Linked DNA regions of Mus musculus: regions 2, 3 and 4 are each linked to region 1. The links are chromatin loops, found by intact Hi-C in ENCODE. Cell type or tissue: left cerebral cortex. All regions are shown on one strand. Region 1 overlaps Snx15 (sorting nexin 15). Region 2 holds the start of Atg2a (autophagy related 2A). Region 3 holds the start of Ppp2r5b (protein phosphatase 2, regulatory subunit B', beta). Region 4 holds the start of Pola2 (polymerase (DNA directed), alpha 2).

Region 1 (2,500 bases):
CCTTCTCTAATCGCTTAGAGTAACTTTTGGTAATTTTCCCTGCTTGATCCGTAAAAGCCCCACCACCACCTTTTTATTTATCTATCTTTTCTTTTTTTGAGACAGCCCTGGCTTTTGCGAACTCACGATGTAAACTAGACTGGCCCGGAAGTCACCGAGACCCTCCTGCATCTGCCTCCCAAGTGCTATGATTAAAGGCGTGCACCACCAGGACCAACTATAAAAAAAGCTCTTTAAAAGTTTAAATGTATGTGTGTGTGTATATACACATATACACATATAATTTTATTATACTATTTATATATTATATATATATAATTTGTGTGGTTTTAAAAACTCACGCAAAAAAAAAAAAAGACTGGTCTTAACAGATAAGGAAGTCAATAAGCTGAAATTGGTGTTTGTAACAATAAAACTTAGAATGAGCTCGTAGAAACATCAGCATGAAAGAATGCTTTTAGAATTTTACCCAAGGTAACTATGGAGGTCTCCAATGGGAGAAACCGGGTTGCTGCGGAAAGACTGACTATATATTTTCTTGTACTTAAATTTTTTTCAACTTGGCAACTGTTTGATTAGTGGCTTGTCGACTGTTAAAAGGAAGCAAACACATACAAGTCGCTCCCAAAGCAATCTAAGTCAGAGTCTTAGATACGTCAAGAGTGTTCCGGGGGTTTACTTTTTCATGCCAAAAAATACAAATATAATAATTGTCTCTAGGAAGATGCCGGAGGGTAGAAAGGATGACAAGGCATTCAGAACCCTTATGTCTTCCTGTTAGCCTTTTAGATCTAGTCACATGCCTTACACATGCATAGAGTTGTTTTTTTTTTCCAGTGCTAGGGTTGAACTCATGGCCTCCCACATTTTAGAGAACTCTCTCTCTCTCTCTCATTCTCATTCTCTCTCTCTCTCATTCTCTCTCTCTCTCTCTCCATGTCTCTCTCTTGCCACAGCACCCTACAAGATGATCCTTTTTTTATTTTATAGATTTATTTACTTAATTTTTTTCTTTATTTATTTCGAGGCATGTTTTTTCCCTGTAGCCCTGGTTGTCCTGGGACTTGTGTTGTAGACCAGGCTCAAACAGAGATCCATTTGCCTCTGCCTCCCCAGTGCAGCATCCCTAGGGATTAAAAATGTGTACTACCCCTCCTGGCTTATTTACTTAAAGATTTAAAACGTAGTTGTTTTTTTAAAAAACAAAAACATCTGTGCACTCTCCATGCAATACCAAAGGAGGCCAGAAGAGGGTGGTAGATCCCTATTGATTGGAATTACAAGCGCTTGTGTGCCCTCACGTTGGTGCTGGGAATAGAACTTCTGTCCTCTAGAAAGCAGCCAGTGCTCTTAACCTGAGCCATCGATCCAGCTCCAGATTTATTTAATTTTATATGTATGAATATTTTGCCTGTATGTATGTTTATGTACCAAATACAAGCCTGGTGAGATCAAAGGTCAAAAGAGGTCTTGAATCTCCTGGAATTGGACTTAGAAATTATTTCTATCTGCCATCTCAGTGCTGGGAACCAAACCCAGGTCCTTGGCTACAGCAGCGAGTGCTTTTACCTGCTGAATCATCTCTCCTTGTTTCTGGCTGATGTACGTGTCTGTGTGAATGTGTAGCACAACTGCGTGTGGATGCCTGTTGAGGTCAGAGGAAGGTGCATCAGATCTGATCCCCTGGAGCCAGAATTACAAACGATTATGAGCCACATAATGTGGGTACTGTTCTGGGCACTGAATGTAGTGCTTGGAAGATCAGGTCATGCTCTTAACTACCGAGCCACCCCTCCTGTCCCCATCCTTAGATTTTAAATGGGCATCTTAATCATGTCTGGTTTGCTGAGATCTAGAAAAAAAAAATGGAAAGGATGTTTTGAAAACTGTTGATTCTAAACTGTACAACCTTACTGTAAAACTCCCATAAGCATAATAGCAAAAACTAAGTGTTACTTCTGTCTCGGGCCAATTCTGTTCTTCCAGAGTGCCCAACCCCACTGCTAACTCTGTCTTCATGGGTATGAGACATTGTAGCTCCTCTCTTTTTTTTTTTAAAGATTTATTTATTTATTATATGTAAGTACACTGTAGCTGTCTTCAGACACTCCAGAAGAGGGCATCAGATCTTGCTACGGATGGTTGTGAGCCACCATGTGGTTGCTGGGATTTGAACTCCGGACCTTTCACCAGCCCGTAGCTCCTCTCTTAAGAAGAACTGGATCCTGGGACAGACTCTCATTTTTTTTAAATGATTTATTTATTTTTACTTTATTTTCTGTGCATCGGTGTTTGACACAGCCAGTGCTCTTAACTGCCAAGCCATCTCTCCAGGAACCATCTCTCCAGCCCCTAGACTCTCATTTCCTGAGAAGCATAGTTTTGTTTTGTTTTGTTTTGTTTTCCTTTCTGAATACCAGGACGTGGCCCTAGGGAGGAACTGGGATAGAAGTTGAGTGCCAAGCCTAGGGGTGAGTGTCTTTACCCCACTTAAGAAGCA
Region 2 (2,500 bases), 120 kb before region 1:
CTTAGTCACTCCAGGTACCAGGAAAGCTGAGGCTGGGAAGGGCTCAACTTGGTCCTTGGACCATGTAGTTGCTTGGAATGCCTTCAAGGTAGGGTTGTAGGGTGAAGAGCAGAGAGGGGTGGGCTTAAGTGAGGTGCCTGGGCTGTCTGGGAGAGGCTAGAAAACAGCCAGGGCCCTGGACAGCCCCCCCTCCCAAAAAAAAAAGAAACAAGAGAGTGGACTGAGAAGGCATTCTGGCTGAAAGCAAAAAAAAAAAAAAAGGGAACACCCAGATGTTGGATATTTTTCTGAGCGGTTTAAGAGGCGAAGGTCAGACACCTCTTATACCAGGCCATTAGAAGATGCCACCATCTCTTCAACCCATATTTGTTCCCAAAGGCATGGCTCACCTCTAGCTCTTTCTAAGTGAAGCTGCAGACCCATAGGCCAGCTAGAAAAGAGAAAGAGGCCAGCCCTGCCACATGCCCATTCTACTGCTCTTGGAGCTAGGATGACCCCATACCAGCCCTTAGCTGGAGCCTCTAATTGGTGGCTCCTTGGCTACTCCCAGCCATCAGCTGTGAGTCAATGCCCCTCACCTGCCACCCCCAGCCTCCTGCTCAACTCCATACCCTAGGCCTCAGACCTCCTGAGCATCAGGCCCAGCTTCTCCTCCCATCCCCCACCCCAGCTAGCCTGAAGCTAAACCTCTACACCTCTCCTGGAGGGCTGCCCTCCAGGTAGAGATGCCAGAGACCAAGTCCTTCCCTAAACCCAAGCTAGGCCCCTCCCACTCTCCCAAAAGCAGGAAGTAGAGAGCAGCAACAGTCACACGAGGTGTGGATCAACACAGAAGGCAGTGACGCTGTTGTTGACATCCACATCCGGGGGCGATCTCCACCCCTTATGCCCAGGATCATGGGGTGAGGAGGTCAGGACACATCTTTCTACAGGTGCCCCTGGCAGGGCTCTTAACACCCCCAAAGCCTCCCTGACTACCCTAGTTCCAGCTCTTGTTACTGCCTGGCTCCCCACAACATCTCTCTGCTCCCCTAGCTCCCGGGAATCCCCTTCCCCAAGCAGCTCTCCCAAACTCCGTATGATGATGGTGACATTTTTTTTTTTAAAGTAACACCTCACTTCCTAGTCTGTCTCTCCTAGAGAGGTGAAGACAGAGACTTCTCTCCTAGCTTCTGGTTAAGTGGTGACGGGCCAGCCAGGGGGCCTGGCGGAGGCGGTCGAGACCCACTGGCCTCTCCAAACACGGTGCCTGTCCTCCAGCCCAAACCTTCCGCGAGGACCCTTCGCTGGCCCGTGCTCCCTCTCTCCACACCATCCCACCTCTGCCCTGCCTCCTCACCCAGGTTTCCAGGTGAATATCCCGCAGGGCAACGCTGCCCTTGTACAGATCCAGGCTGAGCTGGTCCAGGCTGAGGTGCTCCTGAAAGAAGTGACCCAAGTAGTGCTGTAGCAAGTAGCGGCAGACACGCTCTTTCACACAGTTCGACCATGGCCACAGCCATCGTGACATCTCGGGGACCGCCGGGCCCGAGCCGCTTCCGCTGGCCGACAGCCGGCGATCTCGGTCCGGCTGTGCTGTTCACTAGAGCCCCCGGTTCGCCCCGCCGCTTCTCTCAGCGCCAGGCCGCGCCCCCGGACGCCCAACCACGCCCCCACGCTCGCTGCCATTGGTCATTGCGAAGGGCGAGGCCCACTGATTGGCCGCGGGAGGCGGAGCCTTGAAGAGCGAAAAAGGGACTGGGCTCTTTGCGAGATGAAATGCTCCCAATCGTAGTTTACGCTTGCGCGTAAATTCTGAGTGGGAGGACCTTTAACCTCCTTGCTTCAAGCTGCGGAAAGGCTGCAACCGTAGGGCGACAGTCCGGGCCAGGAAGAGTGCGCATGTGCCGATTTGTCCAACTTTTTTTTTTTTTTTTTAGGTGATTGGGAAGAATTTAAAGGAACAGTGACTCACCCAATTTGTAGACAAGCTTATCAGAGGAGTAAAGTCAGTGCGAATTTTGCAGTCTATCTTTTGGCAACAAATGCACATTTGCACTTTTATAAAACTTTTTTTTTTTTTTTTTTGGAGACAAGCTTTTCTGTATTTGGCGGTTCTGAAACTCACACTGTAGTCCAGGCTGGCCTTGAACTCATAGGATCCTCCTGCCTCTGCCTCTCTATGATGGAATTTAAGGCGTGCATACATCATCACGCCCAGCCCTATGAAACTTGCTTTAGTCCTTTATCTTTTTTCATTTGCTTATTTGTTATTTTATCTATTTACATTTCTGTTTGTATGTTTTTCGAGACAGGGTTTCTCTGTGTATCCCTGGCTGTCCTAGAACTCACTCTGTAGACCAGGCTGGCCTCTAAAGCCTGCCTCTGCCTCCCAAGTGCTGGCGTTAAAGGCGTGCACCACCACTGCCAGGCATCTATTTACATTTCAAATGTTATTCCTCCCAGTTTGCCTCCACAAAACCCCTCTCCCCACTCCTCCTAGCCGCTTATCTTATCCATT
Region 3 (2,500 bases), 110 kb before region 1:
AGAACAGTGTCCTCGATACAGGCTTTGGCTGTTTGTTGCTCTAAGGTGGGCACTTCTTAGGTAAACAGACTTCTTTTGCAGCACTAAGTGATCACCAGGGTCCATAAATGGGTGGGGCCAAAAAGCACCCCAATTCCCCCAACCTCATTGCTCTCTCTCTCCTGCTGCTCAGCAAGGACCAGTTTGTCACCTAGGTAAAACTTCAGGATAAAGGTCTCACAGTCATTGTAGGGAATAGAGTGTTGGCGACCAGGTACTATGAAGGGAGCCCGGGACTGCAGGCTGGGAACTTTTGGCCAGAATGCCAAACTCTTGGAATACAGCTGAGCCTTTGATACCCAGCAATGGGGTTTTGATCAAGAACTCCCCACTCTCCAAGGCACATCTTGGCACCAGAGGAGCTGGGAGGTACTGTGCCTTAGGATGGGGGCAGCTCCAGGGTAGCACCTTCTGCCCTCCTTGCTTTGGCATCCCAGGGCTGTCCCTTTAAACTACAGACCATGATGTCACCATGGACAGTAAGTGACAGGAGGGGCACTGCAGGCCGGGAGAATGGACTTCATTTCCCAAGAGCCTCTAGTGAACCACACCCCTCCCAGCAGGCGCTAACGCAAACCCGACTGTTAACCCCTCCAACGCCGGATGCAAGGGGTTTTGTAAGTGTCCGGCTTCAATCTGGGCTGAGTATGAGGAGAGAGGATGGCCTGAGGGACAGATGGCTCAGACCAAATTGTGGGCCTGGCACATCATGCTAGGTAGGACTCTGTCTTGCATTAGCAGGTTCCAACACCGAGTCCTTTTCTTTCCCTACACAGTGTCCCTTCCAGAATTCGGGAGTCCAGTTCTGAGCTGGACTCTGCCCCAGTCTGCTTGCAGGTTTTAAAATCCTCAGCTTTTCTCGGAAGTACTGAGTTCCTCCCCTAGCTCCGAGGTTACCCGTAAAGTTCGGTTGCTTCCTTTAAGCAGGGTGGGGACTACATTTCCCAGAGGCCCCGAGTCCTCCCTGACGCAGCCCCCCCTAGCGGAGGGAGGTGCGGGCCGGGAGGGGGGGAGGTGACTTGATGTCATCCTGAGCAGCTGGGCGGCGGGTGCCGGTGCGCAGCGAGCCGGGGCTCCCGCTGCGCTGCACCGCGCTGATCTGAGTCCCGGGATATCTGCCGAGGGTCGCGTGCTGCCGGGGCCCAGCCCAGAGCCCACCGAGTGCCCGACCCCTTTTGGGGCTGAGCTGGGGGCATGCTCCAGCACCCCCAGAGCCTGGGAGCGAACCCAGGAGCGCCGCCGCCCAGCCCCAGCGCCCCGAGCGGCAGAACCACCGCTAAGGACCCTTGAACCGTCGTCTCTTCCACCGAGGCAACCTCTAGGGTCGGCGACCAAAGTCTGGGTTTCTGAGAAGTGAGTGTGTACCCCAATACCACATTGAGGTTTGGAGACCAGGAAGGAGCGGGATATGAGGAGAGATGCTAGGGTCTGAAAGGGGGTGCACGAGAACAGGACCCTCATTTTTTGGGTGAGTGCACTGAGACAGGAGACATTAGTGGAGCTGGAGTCACACTGCTGTAAGGATCTGGGGATGCTAATAGAGTCCCCATCCTGAGTAGTAGCCATAGGCCGTATTTGGGGAGGGGCTACTTTAGAGCTTGGGCCTGGAAGAAGGGAGGGGCATGGTTGCGCCCTTGTTTTGGGGTCTAGCGAGGGAAGGAGGGAAAAGAAGTAAGGGAGCAACTGCACCACGCGGGCTGTCTTTGGAAAGAACCGACCTGCTCTCTGTGTCTCTCCTGCTGACCTTTCTAACCTGACTTCTCAGAAGAGCCAGCGTGGGAACCCTGACTGGAACTCTTCTGGATCCCCAGGAAAGACCTGAGCCATTGCCTTTCTACCTTACCTGCCCCCCCAGGACTGGGCAGTTGCCAGAGGCCCTGGGGGGGTCAGGACTGTGGCCGTGCCTCCCCCACCCCCTGAAACATGCTGGACAGGATGGGTCCCAGTTAGTGTGTGTGGCCTCATTCAACTTACTCCAGACCCACAAGGAGCCCCCTGGGCTCTGAAAGATTGACCCGTGTTGTCCACTGGCCATGGAGACGAAGCTGCCCCCTGCGAGCACCCCCACAAGCCCCTCCTCCCCAGGGCTGTCTCCAGTGCCACCACCAGACAAGGTGGATGGCTTCTCCCGCAGGTCCCTCCGCAGGGCCCGGCCCCGTCGCTCACACAGCTCTTCTCAGTTCCGCTATCAGAGCAACCAGCAAGAGCTCACTCCACTGCCCCTGCTCAAAGGTGAGCTGTTGTTGGTTGCCAGGGTACCCAGAAGGAAGCAAGGTAGGGGAGGACCAAGGGAGAAGCAGAGGTCTGGTAGAGTTTGGATCTCTTTTAGGCTAGGAACTCCACTGGAACTGACCCCCAATCTCCAGGCCTCTGCTGACGCATGGCCTGACTGGCCTGTCATCTCTGGAGGTGGGGCATCTGGAAGTGGTGCCAGGGGCAGGCAAGGGCCAAGGGTGGGGCA
Region 4 (2,500 bases), 160 kb after region 1:
TGCTTCCCTTCATTCTTTTCTTCCTTTGTCTTATTTTGGTTTCTGCCTGGCCTCTAAGGGTTACCTTAAGAAACACTACTGCCAGGCAGTGGTGGCGCACACCTTTAATTCCAGCTCTTGGGAGCCAGAGGCAGGTGGATTTCTGAGTTTGAAACCAGCCTGGTCTACAGAGTGAGTTCCAGGACAGCCAGAGCTACACAGAGAAACCCTGTCTTGAAAAAAACCAAAAGAAGAAAAAAGAAAGAAAGAGAGAAAGACTACTTTGGCTGGATGGGATGTGTGTGGTGTTGCTCAACTTTAATCTCAGCAACAACAATACTTTGGGGCGGGGGCTACAGAGATGTTTGACATTTAAGAGACTTACTGCTTTTGCAAAGGATCTGGGTTCAATTTCTAGAACCCACATGGTGGCTAACAATTTAATCTCTAAGTCCAGTTCCAGGAAATCTGATGCCCTCTTCTGGCCTCCTCAGCATCAGACATACCTGAAGTCAAAACATTCATACGCACAAAATAATAAAATAGTCAAAAGATTACTTTGGGGGCTGGAGAGGTGGCTCAGTGGTTAAGAGCACTGACTATTCTTCCAAAGGTCCAGAGTTCAAATCCCAGCAACCACATGGTGGCTCACAACCATCTTGTAATGAGATCTGACAGCATTTTCTGGGTGTCTGAAGAAAGCTACAGTGCACTTAGACATAATAATAAAGAAATCTAGAAAGAAAGAAAGAAAGAAAGAAAGAAAGAAAGAAAGAAAGATGGCTTTGCTTTATTTATGCATTCATTTGAGGCAGGGTCTCCTGTAGCAGGCTGGCCTTGAACTTCTGATGTAGCTAAGGGTAACTTCTGGTCCTTCATTCCCAAGTACTGGGATTACAAATGTGCCAATGGCCATCAGATTCTGAGGGTCACACCCAAGGTTTAGATACGCCAGGCAAGCACTCTGCCAGGTGTGCTACACCCCTAATCTCTAGAAATGGGTGATAATTGGTTCAAGGTTTGTGAGGCTGTATTTAAATCTTACCTCTCTTTATCAGAAAGGCCATAAGCCTCAGATGTTAATGATGTGTGGCAGCACTGAGGGACTAAATCGTAGTGTTGTGTGACCTTGCTGCCACCTGGTGGCTAAATTCCTGCAGCCCAGCCCAGTGCTTCCTGCTACTAGTGTGAAAACCCAGTAAAGTTTTGTTTTGTTTTGTTTTTCTGTTGGACAGACTTAAAATGTGGGCCTAGTCGGCTGCAGTCTCGTGTTAATATCTCACCTCAGCCTCCCAAATATTGAGATTGAAGCTTTGAGCCACGATGTTCACTGAGAAAGTTGAAGTTCAATCAGCCTTTAAACACACAGACACACTTTGTTTTTGTTTTGAGACAGGGTTTCTCAGTGTGGCCCTGCTGTTCTGGGTGCCATTCTGTAGACCAGGCTGGCCTTAAACTCAGTAATCTTCCTGCTTCTGCTTCCTTAGTGCTGGGGCTAGCGGCATGGTTTTAAATGGGTGTTTGTGAGTACCTGAGTGTATGTATGTGCACCATGTGATTGTAGGAGCCTGTGGAGGTCAGGAGGTCTCAGGTCCCCTGAAACTGGAGTTAGAGGCAGCTGTGAGCCACCACACTAGTGCTGGAACCAAACCCAAGTCCTTTGTGAGATCAGTAAGCGTAACTGCTAAACCATCTCTGCAGTCCTGTTTGGTGTTTCTTGCTTGCTTGTTAGGGTCTCTCTGTATAGCCTTGGCTGGAACTTGCAGAGACCTGCCTCAGCCTCCAAGTGCTGAGATTACAGGTGTGTGCTACCAGGCCTAGCTTCAAACCGTTTTTTCTTAAAGGCTCTGCCAGTCTTCCATTCCATTCTTAGGGTGTCACAGATCAATTGACCTAAGCCAAATCAATGGAGATTTTGGTTCGAAAATTTGGTAAATACATCAAGAAGAGAATGCACTCCTTGTTTTACTCTCTAACCACTCCCCCTTCAGTGACCTGCCCTCCCGCTATCCCCGTGACTGACAATCATAACAGCTATAATAACCACATTCCCTACGAAAGCGTTAGATCAGGACGAACCAAGGCAGAGCAGGATGGAGATGCTGAGGTGGGGGAGGAAGGAGCTAACGTGCCCTTCCAGGGCCGTGCTGGACACACGTGTCAGTCACTGCAAGATACAGACAAACAGCGCCTCCTGGCCAAGGGTAAAAAAAAAGGGACAAACAAGCATCGCAGAGCTTAGCAGAACAGGCGACTCCTGAAACAGCCACAGTACGGGGTCTCGATTCTCAATTTCCGCGCGGAGTGACGCGCAGAGGCGCGTTCTGCGCAGCTGCAGTGGGAGGACCGGCGCGTGCGCGGGGAGGGCGGGGCCCGAGCAGAACCTCGCGCAAGCGCGCGCTAGGCAAAGCGTTTGGCGGGTTTTTCCTGTGCTGTGCTCCTCACGGAGAAGCTAAGGTGTAGTCCTCGGAAGCAAGTTTTCTCTCTGGATCGAGACCTCTCGAGGGCTTTTGAAGTATTT

Evidence for each region. A loop is a pair of places that touch in the nucleus more often than their neighbours do. Peaks named below come from ENCODE experiments on the same cell type or tissue, not always from the same donor. Only the 100,000 strongest peaks of a DNase experiment are listed, where the experiment ranks them.
Region 2: a loop joins it to region 1, with 2.6 times the contacts of the local background. A loop is called at or near these places in 4 of 42 quality-filtered maps.
Region 3: it touches region 1 in a loop (3-fold over the local background); 4 of 42 quality-filtered maps call a loop at or near these places.
Region 4: a loop joins it to region 1, with 9 times the contacts of the local background. A loop is called at or near these places in 28 of 42 quality-filtered maps.

What each region holds. Positions count from the first base shown.
Region 1 is chr19:6,125,242-6,127,741 of GRCm38, reverse strand. All of the region lies in intron 1 of Snx15 (sorting nexin 15), which reads left to right. Among named protein-coding and RNA genes, the nearest start is that of Snx15, 1.8 kb to the left of the region's middle. In left cerebral cortex, CTCF peaks have their summits at 1,228 (motif pointing right) and 2,133 (motif pointing right); a DNase peak (open chromatin) is centred at 1,248; H3K4me3 peaks cover 686 bases; H3K27ac peaks cover 190 bases.
Region 2 is chr19:6,240,806-6,243,305 of GRCm38, reverse strand. It overlaps Atg2a (autophagy related 2A), which reads right to left and starts at 1,638. Exons shown (of 40, transcript NM_194348.3): 1 at 1,340-1,638. The coding sequence starts at 1,510. In left cerebral cortex, a CTCF peak has its summit at 1,511; DNase peaks (open chromatin) are centred at 783 and 1,728; H3K4me3 peaks cover 1,867 bases; H3K27ac peaks cover 1,453 bases.
Region 3 is chr19:6,234,404-6,236,903 of GRCm38, reverse strand. It overlaps Ppp2r5b (protein phosphatase 2, regulatory subunit B', beta), which reads left to right and starts at 1,064. Exons shown (of 14, transcript NM_198168.3): 1 at 1,064-1,392; 2 at 1,805-2,271. The coding sequence starts at 2,073. In left cerebral cortex, a CTCF peak has its summit at 1,024; DNase peaks (open chromatin) are centred at 588, 1,000, 1,555 and 1,953; H3K4me3 peaks cover 1,961 bases; H3K27ac peaks cover 1,774 bases.
Region 4 is chr19:5,964,061-5,966,560 of GRCm38, reverse strand. It overlaps Pola2 (polymerase (DNA directed), alpha 2), which reads left to right and starts at 2,355. Exons shown (of 18, transcript NM_008893.3): 1 at 2,355-2,500. In left cerebral cortex, a CTCF peak has its summit at 1,132 (motif pointing left); DNase peaks (open chromatin) are centred at 1,114 and 2,342; H3K4me3 peaks cover 706 bases; H3K27ac peaks cover 475 bases.